2 separate regions of the Homo sapiens genome follow, and region 2 is linked to region 1. Evidence: read pairs that join two places in POLR2A ChIA-PET (ENCODE). Cell type or tissue: IMR-90. All regions are shown on one strand. Each heading gives the region's core, and the rest is flanking DNA. Links, peaks and the distances in the headings are about the cores only.

Region 1 (5,386 bases), core at 223-5,222:
AGCTACTTGGGAGGCTGAGAGGCAGGAGAATCACTTGAACCCGGGAGGCAGAGGTTGCAGTAAGCCAAGATCTCGCCATTGCACTCCAGCCTGGGCGACAAGAGTGAAAATCCAACTCAAAAAAAAAAAAAATCGTTTGTAGAGACAGGGTCTCACAATATTGACCAGTCTGGTCTCAAACTCCTGGCTTCAGGCAGTCTTCCTGTCTTGGCCTCCCAAAGTGCTGACATTATAGCCATGAGCCCCTGCACCCAGCCTTATTTTTAATTTTTTGAGGAACCTCCATACATGTTTTCCATAATGGCTGTACTTATTTACCTTCTCACCTTATTGTATAATGGTGCATATCTCAGAATGTGTCCTTACTGAGTGACACATAACTATATTTGAAGTAAGTTTCTTATAGATAGCATATAGTTGGGTCTTTTCTTTTCTTTTTTTAATAGAGACAGGGTCTTGCTATGTTGCCCAGGCTGGTTTTGAACTCCTGGGCTCAAGCAGTATGCCTGCCTGGGCCTCCCAAAGTGTTGGTATTATAGGCATGAGCCACCATGCCTGGCCTAGGTCTTTTTTTTTTGAGACAGGGTCTCACTTTTGTCACCCAAGCTGGAGTGCCGTGGTGCAATCATGGCTCACTGCAGCCTCAACCTCCTAGGCTCAATCAGCCCTCCACCTCAGCCTCCTGAGTAGCTGGGATTACAGATGCATGCCATCATGCCTGGCTAATTTTTGTTTTGTTTGGGGTTTTTTTGGTAGAGACAGGGTTTTGCCATGTTGCCCAGGCTGGTCTCGAAGTCTTGGGCTGAAGTGATCCACCTACCTTGGTCTCCCAAAGTGCTGGGATTACAAGCGTAAACCATTACACGTGGTCTAGTTGGGTTCTTTTTTAAAAGAATCAGTTCTACTAATTTCTTTTCGTTGGTATGTATAAACCATTTATATTTAATATAATTATTGATACTTTGGATTTAAATTTGCCATTTTTGTTTCATTCATTATTTTTGTTCTTCTGTTTCCCCTTTCCTGTTTTACAGTGGGTTCCTTGAACATTTTTTAATATTTCATTTTGAGTGTATCTCTTTATAAAGTTTTTTGTGTGATTGCTCTAGGAATATATATGTAGATAACTTATTACAGTCTATTAATATCAACTTTTTACCACCTTAAGTAGAATGTAGTTAGTTTTAGTAGAAGGAATCTTTTAGTTCCTTCTACCTTTCTTCTTCTTTTTTTTTTTTTTTGAGACGGAGTCTTGCTCTGTCATCAGGTTGGAGTGCAGTGGCGTGATCTCAGCTCATTGCAATCTCCACCTCCCGGGTTCAAGCCATTCTCCTGCCTCAGCCCCTCCGAGTAGCTGGGATTACAGGTGCATGCCACCACACCCAGCTAATTTTTGTATTTTTAGTAGAGATGAGGTTTCACCATGTTGGCCAGGATGGTCTCGATTTCCTGACCTCGTGATCTGCCGGCCTCAGCCTCCCAAAGTGCTGGGATTACAGGCATGAGCCATTGTGCCTGGCACACCTTCCTTCTTTATGGTACAGTTGTCTTAAATATTACCTCTACATACAAGGAGAACCACTTCAGGGACTGCTATAATTTTTACTTTCAACCATCAAACATAATCTTTAAAACTCAAGAGAAGAATTGCTTAATTAGTGTATGTATGTGTGTCTGTATATGAATAAACATATATATATGCATAACATATATATGGATATATGCATATATAGACACACACACACCCTTTCCATTGCTTTTTCTTTACTTCTATTTGAGGTTTTCTTCTGTTATCATTTACTTCCTTTCTGATAGAGTTTCTTTAGCCATTCTTTTCAAAGCTGATCTGTTGGTGACACATTTTTAGTTTTGTTCATCTGCCAGTATTTGTATTTCATTTTTATTTCTGAAGGATATTTTCACTGTCTATAGAATTTTAGCTTGATAGTTATTTTCTTTCAGCATTTGAAAAATATTGTATCCATCCTTGTGGTTTCCATGGTTCCTGATGAAAAATCTGTTGTCTTTCAAATTGTTATTCTCCTATGAGTGATATGTTGTTTCTCTCTAATTGATTTCAGGACTTTTCTTTAGTTTTTAGAAGTTTGATTCTGTAAGTTTATATCTAAATCTGAGGCTGAGTGTGGTGGCTCATGCCCATAATCCCAACACTTTGAGAGGCCAAGGTAAGAGGATTTCGTGAGTCCAGGAGTTTGAGACCAGCCTGGACAACATAGTGAGACCCCACCTCTAAAACAGATAGATAGATAGTTGATTTTGTTTTTGTTTTTTCCTTTTTTTGAGACGGAGTCTTGCTGTGTCACCCAGGCTGGAGGGCAGTGGCTCGATCTTGGTTCACTACAACCTCCGCCTCCTGGGTTCAAGCAATTCTCCTGCGTCAGCCACCCAAGTAGCTGGGATTACAGGCACCCGCCACCACACCCAACTCATTTTTTGTATTTTTAGTACAGATGGGGTTTCACCATGTTGGCCAAGCTGGTCTCGAACTCCTGACCTCAGGTGATCCCCCTGCCTCAGCCTCCCAAAATGCTGGGATTACAGATGCGAGCCACCGTACCCAGTAGACAGTTTTTAGCCATTATTTCTTAAATTTTTTTTTTTCATCTCTCCATTCATTCTCTTACTCTTGGGACCCTGATAGCATGAATGTTAGATCTTTGTTATTATCCCACAGGACTTTGAAACTGTGTTCATTTCTTTTCAATCTACTTTCTCTCTTGTACAGACTGGATGATTTCCATTCATTTAAGTTTACTAATTGTTTCCTTTATCATTTTTCTTTTGCTGTTGAGCCCATCCAGTGGGTCTTTTTAATTTCAGAAATTTTATTTTTAAAAATTCCATTTGGTACTCCTTATGTCTTCTATATGCTGAGTGTTTATAATGTCTTGTTTGAGCAGTTTCATGAGCGCTGTTTTAAATTCTTTTCAAATAATTCCAAAATCTATATTATCTTGGTATTGTCATCTGTTGATTGCCTTTTTTCATTCAAGTTGAGATTTTCATGTTCCTGGTATAATGAGTAATGTTGGATTGCATCCTAGCACTTGGAATATTGTGCTATGAGATTCTGGTTCCTGTTTAAATTTTTATATTTAACAGTCAACCTGTTTAGGTTTAGAACACATACCCTGTCCCACTTTTGTCGACTGTGGTTCAGTTTTCAGTCTTGTTTTACTCTTATGGTCTGTGCTACCGAAAGGCCAGTCTGAAATTTAGGTGTTATTCCGGAGCAGTGTTCAGTTCTTATGCCTTTTGCTGTGTTGTTTCTGGTCATTTTTACACATGGGTTGCTCAGAGGCACTTTTAGGATTTCATACACAGATTCAGAGAATTCATTTCTCTAGCTCTCTCCTCACCATAATCCTTTCCCAATTCTGTAGTTTTGCTGGGATTAGGACTCCATCTGGTTATTCCAGGGTAGAGAAAGATGAGTTCACCCACATTCTCTGCAGCTGTAACATGGAGAAGAGGGGAAAGGCGTGCCACCTCATTATGGCAGAGTTGTGTTGGAAGGCAGAATGCTGTTCACAATTTCTGGGCCACAGTGTCTGGTGAGGAAAAGGAGGGGTACCTCCTCCCCTTTTTTAGTTTGCCTGGTCAAAATGTTTTTGTCTGCTGAGCTGCCCCTTTCCCAGTTCTTTACCTAGAGAGGGCAGGCTTTTCTTGGCACTTTCTTGTCTGTGCTTACTGGATCTTTCAGATTGTGGCTTCAGAGCTTGGGCTAGGACATATTAGAAGTTAAACCAAACCAAACAAAAAAGTAGGGAGCTTCCTGTTGGGTCAGTCCTCATGTCCCCTGGTCCCTAGCCAATCTACCTTCTTTTTTCTACTTTTCAGAATTTTTCTGTCACTTGTGTCATGAATTTCATCTAGAATGTTCGGTTATAATCGGTGGGAAGGGCTGGGCGCGGTGGCTGACGCCTACAATCCCAGCACTTTGGGAGGCCAAGGCGAGCGGATCACCTGAGGTGAGGAGTTCGAGACCAGCCTGGCCAACATGGTGAAACCCCGTCTCTACTAAAAATACAAAAAAAATTAGCCGGGCATGGTGGGGGACGCCTGTAATCCCAGCTACTTGGGAGGCTCAGATAGGAGAATCGTTTGAACCCAGGAGGTGGAGGTTGCAGTGAGCTGAGATCGCGCCACTGCGCTCCAGCCTGGGCAAGAAGAGCAAAACTCCATCTCAAACAAAAACAAAAACAAAAACAAATCAGTGGGAGGAATAGGGTGGAATATGCTTACTCCATCTTTTCCTGAACTGTAAATCCCTGCTGCAATTTTAAATTATGAACTTTAGTTCCAGTAGTTTTTTTTAACCTATGTACGTAGTCTTTCAAATACAAATAACAGTTAAGGGGTTTTCCCCCAATAATTATATCTTGTTTTCTTTTCTTTTCTTTTTTTTTTTTTTAAAGAGACCGGGTCTCGCTGTATCGCCTAGGCTGGACTTGAACTCCTGTGCTCAGGCAATCCTCCTCCCTCAGCCTTCCAAGTATCTGGGACTACAGGCATATACCCCCATACCTAGCTGTTTTCTTATCCCATTATCTACTTTTAGAACAAGGATTGGCAAACTATAATCTGTTTCCCATATCCAGCTCACTGCTTATTTTGGTATGGCAGACAAGCTCAGAATAGGTTTTCCTTTTTTTTGGAGACAGGTCTCACTTTGTCACTGAGGCTGGAGTGCATTGGTGTAAACACAGCTCACTTCAGCCTCGACCTCCCAGGCTCATGGGATCCTCCTGTCTCAGAGAGAAAAAGAGAGAGAGAAAAAAAGAAATTATATGAAATTCAAATTTCAGCGTTTTATTAGAATATGCCATGTTCATTTGTTTATATATTGTCTGTGGCTGCCTTCATGGTACGACAGCAGAGTTGAGTAGTTGAAGCAGAGACTTAATTGCCAGCCCTTTTTCCAGATGATTTGTAAATCCTAGAAGTGAAACCATTGTCCCTTTCTTGTCCTGCTTTAGTGATACTGATATTTCAAGATACATAATTTTCTTGGGTGAAAGTTTCTTTTGTTTCTGGTTTCTAGGTATTTGTGAGATATTTCTCTCACAAAACGTGTTCTTTTCTTCTGGTTTTTTTTTGGGGGTTTTTTTTGTTTCTTTGGTTTTTTGAGACAGTCTCGCTCTGTCACCCAGGCTGGAGTTCAGTGGCGCGATCTCAACTCACTGCAACCTCTGCCTCCTGGGTTCAAGCAGTTCTCCTGCCTCGGCCTCCCTAGTAGCTGGGATTACAGGTGCCTGCAATCACGCCAGGCTAATTTTTGTATTTTTAGTAGAGATGGGGTTTCACCATGTTGGCCAGGCTGGTCTTGAACTCCTGACCTCAGGTGATCTGCCCTCCTTGGCCT
Region 2 (5,386 bases), core at 283-5,282, 110 kb before region 1:
AGTTTCTTAAAATGTTAAACATACACCTACCATATAATCTAGCCATTTCATTCTTAGGTAAAAATGAAAACATATATCCATACAAAGACTTGTATATAAATGTTCATAGCAGCTTTACTTATAATAGTCAGAAGCTGAAGATAACTCAAATGTCCATCAATAGGTGAATGGAGAAATGTTGATATATCATTACAACTGAATACTAGTCAGCTATAAAAAGGAATAAATTGTTGATACAACATGGATGAATTTCCAGTTGTTCCATTAATCCCATTCATTAGGATGAGTGAAAGACGCCAGATGAAAAAAAGAGTATCCATAAGCAGGAGTTGAACAATGAGAACACATGGACACCAGGAGGCAAACAACACACACCAGGGCCAGTCAGGAGGTGGGTGGCGAGGGGAAGGAGAGCATTAGGACAAATAGCTAATGCGTGCGGGGCTCAACACCTAGATGACCAGTTGATAGGTATAGCAAACCACCGTGGTGCACGTATACCTAGGTAACAAGCCTGTATGTTCTGCACTTGTATCCTGGAACTTAAAGTAAAATAATAATAATAATAATAATAAAGAAAGAAAAAAGTATCTATTGAAAGATTCCATCCATATAAAATTCTAGAAAATACAAACTGATCTATAGTAACAGAAAGCAGTAAGTACCCATGATTGCTTGGGGACAGGAGCAGGGGGATATGAGGAAGCTATGGGGAGGAATGAGAGGGAGGAATTATAAAGAGGTAGAAGAATAAATTTCATTATCTTAATTGTGATGATTTCATAGATGTATATATATATCTACTTGTATGTGAAGTCTATTACATGTCAATCCCACTTCAGTAAAAAAGGTTTTTGTTTTGTTTTTTAGAGACAGGGTCTCATTTTGTCACCCAGGCTGGAGTGCAGTGGTGGAATCATGGGTCACCACAGCCTCAAACTTCTGGGCTCAAGTGGTCCTCCTAAGTGATCCTCCTGTTTCAGCCTCCCATGTAGCTGGGACTATAGGCATCCACCACTACATCTAGAGAATTTTTTATTTTTTGTAGAGTCGAAGGTGGGGAGAGGTGTCACTTTGTTGCCCAGACTGGTCTCAAACTTCTGCCTTCAAGTGATCCGCCCACTTCAGCCTTCCAAAGCGCTGAGTTTACAGGTGTCAGCCACCACATCTGGCTGAGCAGGTTTTGCTTTGTTTTGTTTTGTTTTGTTTTTTGAGAGGAGTCTCGCTCTGTCACCCAGGCTGGAGTGCAGTGGTGCAATCTTGGTTCACTGCAAGCTCCGCCTCCTGGGTTCACCCCATTCTCCTGCCTCAGCCTCCCGAGTAGCTGGGACTATTACAGGTGCCCACCACCACGCCTGGCTAATTTTTTGTATTTTTTACTAGAGACAGGGTTTCACTGCGTTAGCCAGGATGGTCTCAATCTCCTGACCCCATGATCCGCCTGCCTCAGCCTCCCAAAGTGCTGGGATTACAGGTGTGAGCCACCATGCCTGGCCCAAGCAGGTTTTTTTTTTTTTTAAAGAATAGGCTCATTTCCTTGCAATCAGAGTTTATCTTTCACTGATGTACCTGTTTAGATATACTTCAATACTGTACTGAACACAGAACCTAGGCAGGGAACTGGGTAATGCAACAGAAGGCAAGTTATCTACTTTTGCTGGGAAACTTCCGATATTATTATTATTAATATTATTATTATTATTATTTTGAGATGGAGTTTCACTCTTGTCGTCCAGACTGGAGTGCAGGGGCGTGATCTTGGCTCACTGCAGCCTCCATCATCCGGGCTCAAGTGATTCTCCTGCCTCAGCCTCCCAAGTAGCTGGGATTACAGGTGTGTGCCACCACACCCGGATAATTTTTGTATTTTTAGTAGAGACAGGGTTTCATCATGTTGGCCAGGATGGTCTCAAACTCCTGACCTCAAGTGATCCACCTGCCTCAGGCTCCCAAAGTGCTGGGATTACAGGTGTGAGCCACTGCGCCTGGCCAAGTTTTACTTTTTTTTTTTTTTGAGATGGAATCTTGCTCTGTTGCCCAGGCTGGGGTGCAGTGGCACGATCTTGGCTCACTGCAACCTCTGTCTCCCAGATTCAAGCAGTTCTCCTGCCTCAGCCTCCTGAGTAGCTAGGATTACAGACATGCGCCACCACGCCTGGCTAATTTTTTTTGTTGTTCTTGGGGTTTTTTTTTTTCTTTTGAGACGGAGTTTTGCTCTTGTTGTCCAGGCTGGAGTGCAGTGCAGTGGCGTGGTCTCAGCTCACTGCAACCTCTGCCTCCCTGGCTCATGTGATTTTCCTACCTCAGCCTTCCAAGTAGCTGGGATTACAGGCATGAACCACCATGCCTGGCTTTTTTTTTTTTTTTTTTTTTTTTCTGAGACAGAGTTTCGCTCTTGTTGCCCAGACTGGAGTGTAGCGCCATGATATTGGCTCACTGCAACCTCTGCCTCCCGGCTCAAGCGATTCTTCTACCTCAGCCTCCCGAGTAGCTTGGCATTACAGGTATGCGCCATCACATCTGGCTAATTTTTGTATCTTTAGTAGAGACGGGGTTTCACCATGTTGGTTGGGCTGGTCGCAAACTCCTGACCTCAAGTGATCTGCCCGCCTTGGCCTACAGGGGTGAGCCACTGCGCCTGGCTGAAGTTTTACTTTTCTTAAAGAGAATTTTTTTTTTCCTGGAAAATAAGTGCTGACATCACAACTGAAGTGCTCATGCATCTTTTACTCCTTTCAGGAATACCTTGGTATGGCAAATGAATGGACACAGAGTCCATTCTTTAAAACCAATTCCATGAATGAGAGGAAGTCAATGTAAGATTGTCTTCTTAAATGATCTGTCAATGGTCAAATGTGAATGGTTTTTGAGACAATGAAGTTTGAGTTCTCTCTTGCTTAACTAGCAAATAGTGGGCCTACATACCAGGGCAACTTAAGATTTCCATTATTTTCACATCTCAAAAAAAAAAAAAGGAAAAAAAAGGGAAACGATTTAAATGTAAGTGATGACTCATATAAGTGATGACTCATATAAGGCTATTTGTAAGTTTCTTGCTTCCCAGTCGGGACTGAATAAAATCTACAACAGATGAGTCAAATTTTTAAGCTTTTTGTACCATATGCTTATATGACAACAAACTGAGAAACATTTACCTCCTTTATTCTATTCTTTTTTTTTTTTGAGACGGAGTCTCACTTCTGTTGCCCAGGCTGGAGTGCAGCAGTGCGATCTTGGCTCACTGCAAGCTCCGCCTCCCGGGTTCACGCCATTCTCCTGCCTTAGCCTCCTGAATAGCTGGGACTACAGGCGCCCGCCACCACACCTGGCTAATTTTTTGTATTTTTAGTAGAGACGGGGTTTCACGTGTTAGCCAGGATGGTCTCGAACTCCTGACCTCATGATCTGCCTGCCTCGGCCTCCCAAAGTGCTGGGATTACAGGCATGAGCCACCACGCCCGGCCCCTTTATTCTATTCTTATGATAAATTTCAAGTTTAAAGAGATTAAGCTATTTCCATAAATTTTAAAGGAATGTAAGAAAGTTTTAAGGACAAAGGTGTTGGGACATTGCAGTAAAGGTTATGAAACCTCACCGTGGGCCATGCCAGCCACATAGAAAAATGGGTTGGAAATTAAAAATATGGAGGTAGGGCCAAGCATGGTGGCTCACACCTATAATCCTAGCACTTTGGGAGGCTGAGGCAGGCAGATCACTTAAGCCCAGGAGTTCGTGACAAGCCTGGGCAACATTGTGACACCCCATCTCTACCAATCAATCATTCAATCAATAAGCTAGGCATGGTGGTGTGTGCCTGTAGTCCCAACTATTTGGGAAGCTGAGGTTGGGAGGATCACTTAATCCTGGGAGGCGGAAGTTGCAGTGAGCTGTGATGGCACCACTGCATTCCAGCCTGGACAACAGATACCTTGTCTCTCTATGCGTATGTGTGTGTATATATATGTATTTTTATACATTATATTTATATAAACATAATGTATTTCTATAATAAATATATATATTTATAAATTATATTCATATGTATATATTTTTATATATACATATAGTATACATAATATATATATGTATATATATAAATACATATGTATGGCAGTAGAATGAAGGGGATATTGAGCACATTTGAGGAGTCTCCAGGTTTCTTAGTGTGAAAGCTCCAGAACTGGGATGGGATTTGAAGCAAGTGAAAAAGGCTTGGCTTGGCTCAGTAGGGAAGGTGACAGGATTCCTGGAGAACAGGATGGAAAACAACAGAGATCTCACTGAGGCTGCGTCACTCAAATTACTTTTTCCTGCAAATCAATCCAGGTGTACAGTTTTCTCCAGCAATATCAGGAAGCCCCAGAATCAGAGGCACAAAGGTGTCTGAAGAGAGAAAAGTGTTTTGAGAAGGAAAGGCAGAGTGACAAGGGGTTGGGCAAACTGGATACAGCTGAAGACGGCTGCCCCAAGGATGGGTTTTTGTTAAAGAAAAGAAAAAAATCAATTTGGGGGCTGAGCACAGTGGCTCACATGTGTTGTCCCAGCACTTTGGGAAGTCAAGGTGGGAGGATTGCTTGAGGTTAGGAGTTCAAGGCCAGTCTGGGCAACATATAAAGACCTTGTTTTTATATTTTAAAAAAAAGTGAAAAAATAAATTTAAAAAATCAAATGTTGCAAATAATGATTAAAAATCTTATCTCACAAGAAGCTTTCCTTCATTTTTGTATGTCCCTTCTCCTTTTTGTTTATACCAGAGAAAGCTGAACTTAAAAGTTTCAGAACTGTGCTGACGCTTTTGTACACTGTCTCATTTGGTTCCTCTAAAGGGTTTTATTAAGTCACATTGTCTGTGTCAGTTTCCAGCACCAGTGTATTGATTCATTAGCTTCCCTTCATTTGCATTTAGTCTAGTAGATGGCTAGCAAGGATCAACACTTTTCTGGTCTGCTATTTCCATCTCCTTTTGTGTGAGATGTTATGTCCTTCAACAAGGTAAAATTTCATTAATAAGTATGGAAAGTTAATACAAGAATTCTGCATCCTTCTCTTCTATCCATTCTAATTCAAAATTATTTACGGGGTCTTCATGTTACCTTATATTTCTGCCCTCACATCACTTATCAGTCCACTGCCATGCTCCATCCCTCACACCACCCCACATTTTAGTTCACACTCCACTACTGACGTTCTTTGTACAGTCATGAACCTAGGATCAAGACTACCTGTTAAAGCTGAAATCCTATACCTCCCTGCTTTCAACTTCTGCATGGAGCTTAAAACAGTGTCTCTACCACCACCCCTATCCTGGCACCCACCTTGGATTTTGTCTCCCTCAGCTCCTTTTTTGTCTCACCACCAGCACCAAAGCGGTTGGTCTGTGTTCTCT

What was found. Peaks named below come from ENCODE experiments on the same cell type or tissue, not always from the same donor. Only the 100,000 strongest peaks of a DNase experiment are listed, where the experiment ranks them.
Region 2: POLR2A ChIA-PET joins it to region 1 with 6 read pairs; 4 of 35 experiments call an interaction of 5 or more read pairs at or near these places.

Annotation. Positions count from the first base shown.
Region 1 is chr20:2,935,902-2,941,287 of GRCh38, forward strand. All of the region lies in intron 2 of PTPRA (protein tyrosine phosphatase receptor type A), which reads left to right. Among named protein-coding and RNA genes, the nearest start is that of PTPRA, 65 kb to the left of the region's middle. RefSeq lists a silencer at 1,142-1,436. In IMR-90, for the core only: no CTCF peak of the experiment used is centred there; no DNase peak of the experiment used is centred there.
Region 2 is chr20:2,829,158-2,834,543 of GRCh38, forward strand. No RefSeq gene overlaps it. Among named protein-coding and RNA genes, the nearest start is that of PCED1A, 8.8 kb to the right of the region's middle. RefSeq lists an enhancer at 2,811-3,311. In IMR-90, for the core only: no CTCF peak of the experiment used is centred there; a DNase peak (open chromatin) is centred at 3,044; H3K27ac peaks cover 771 bases.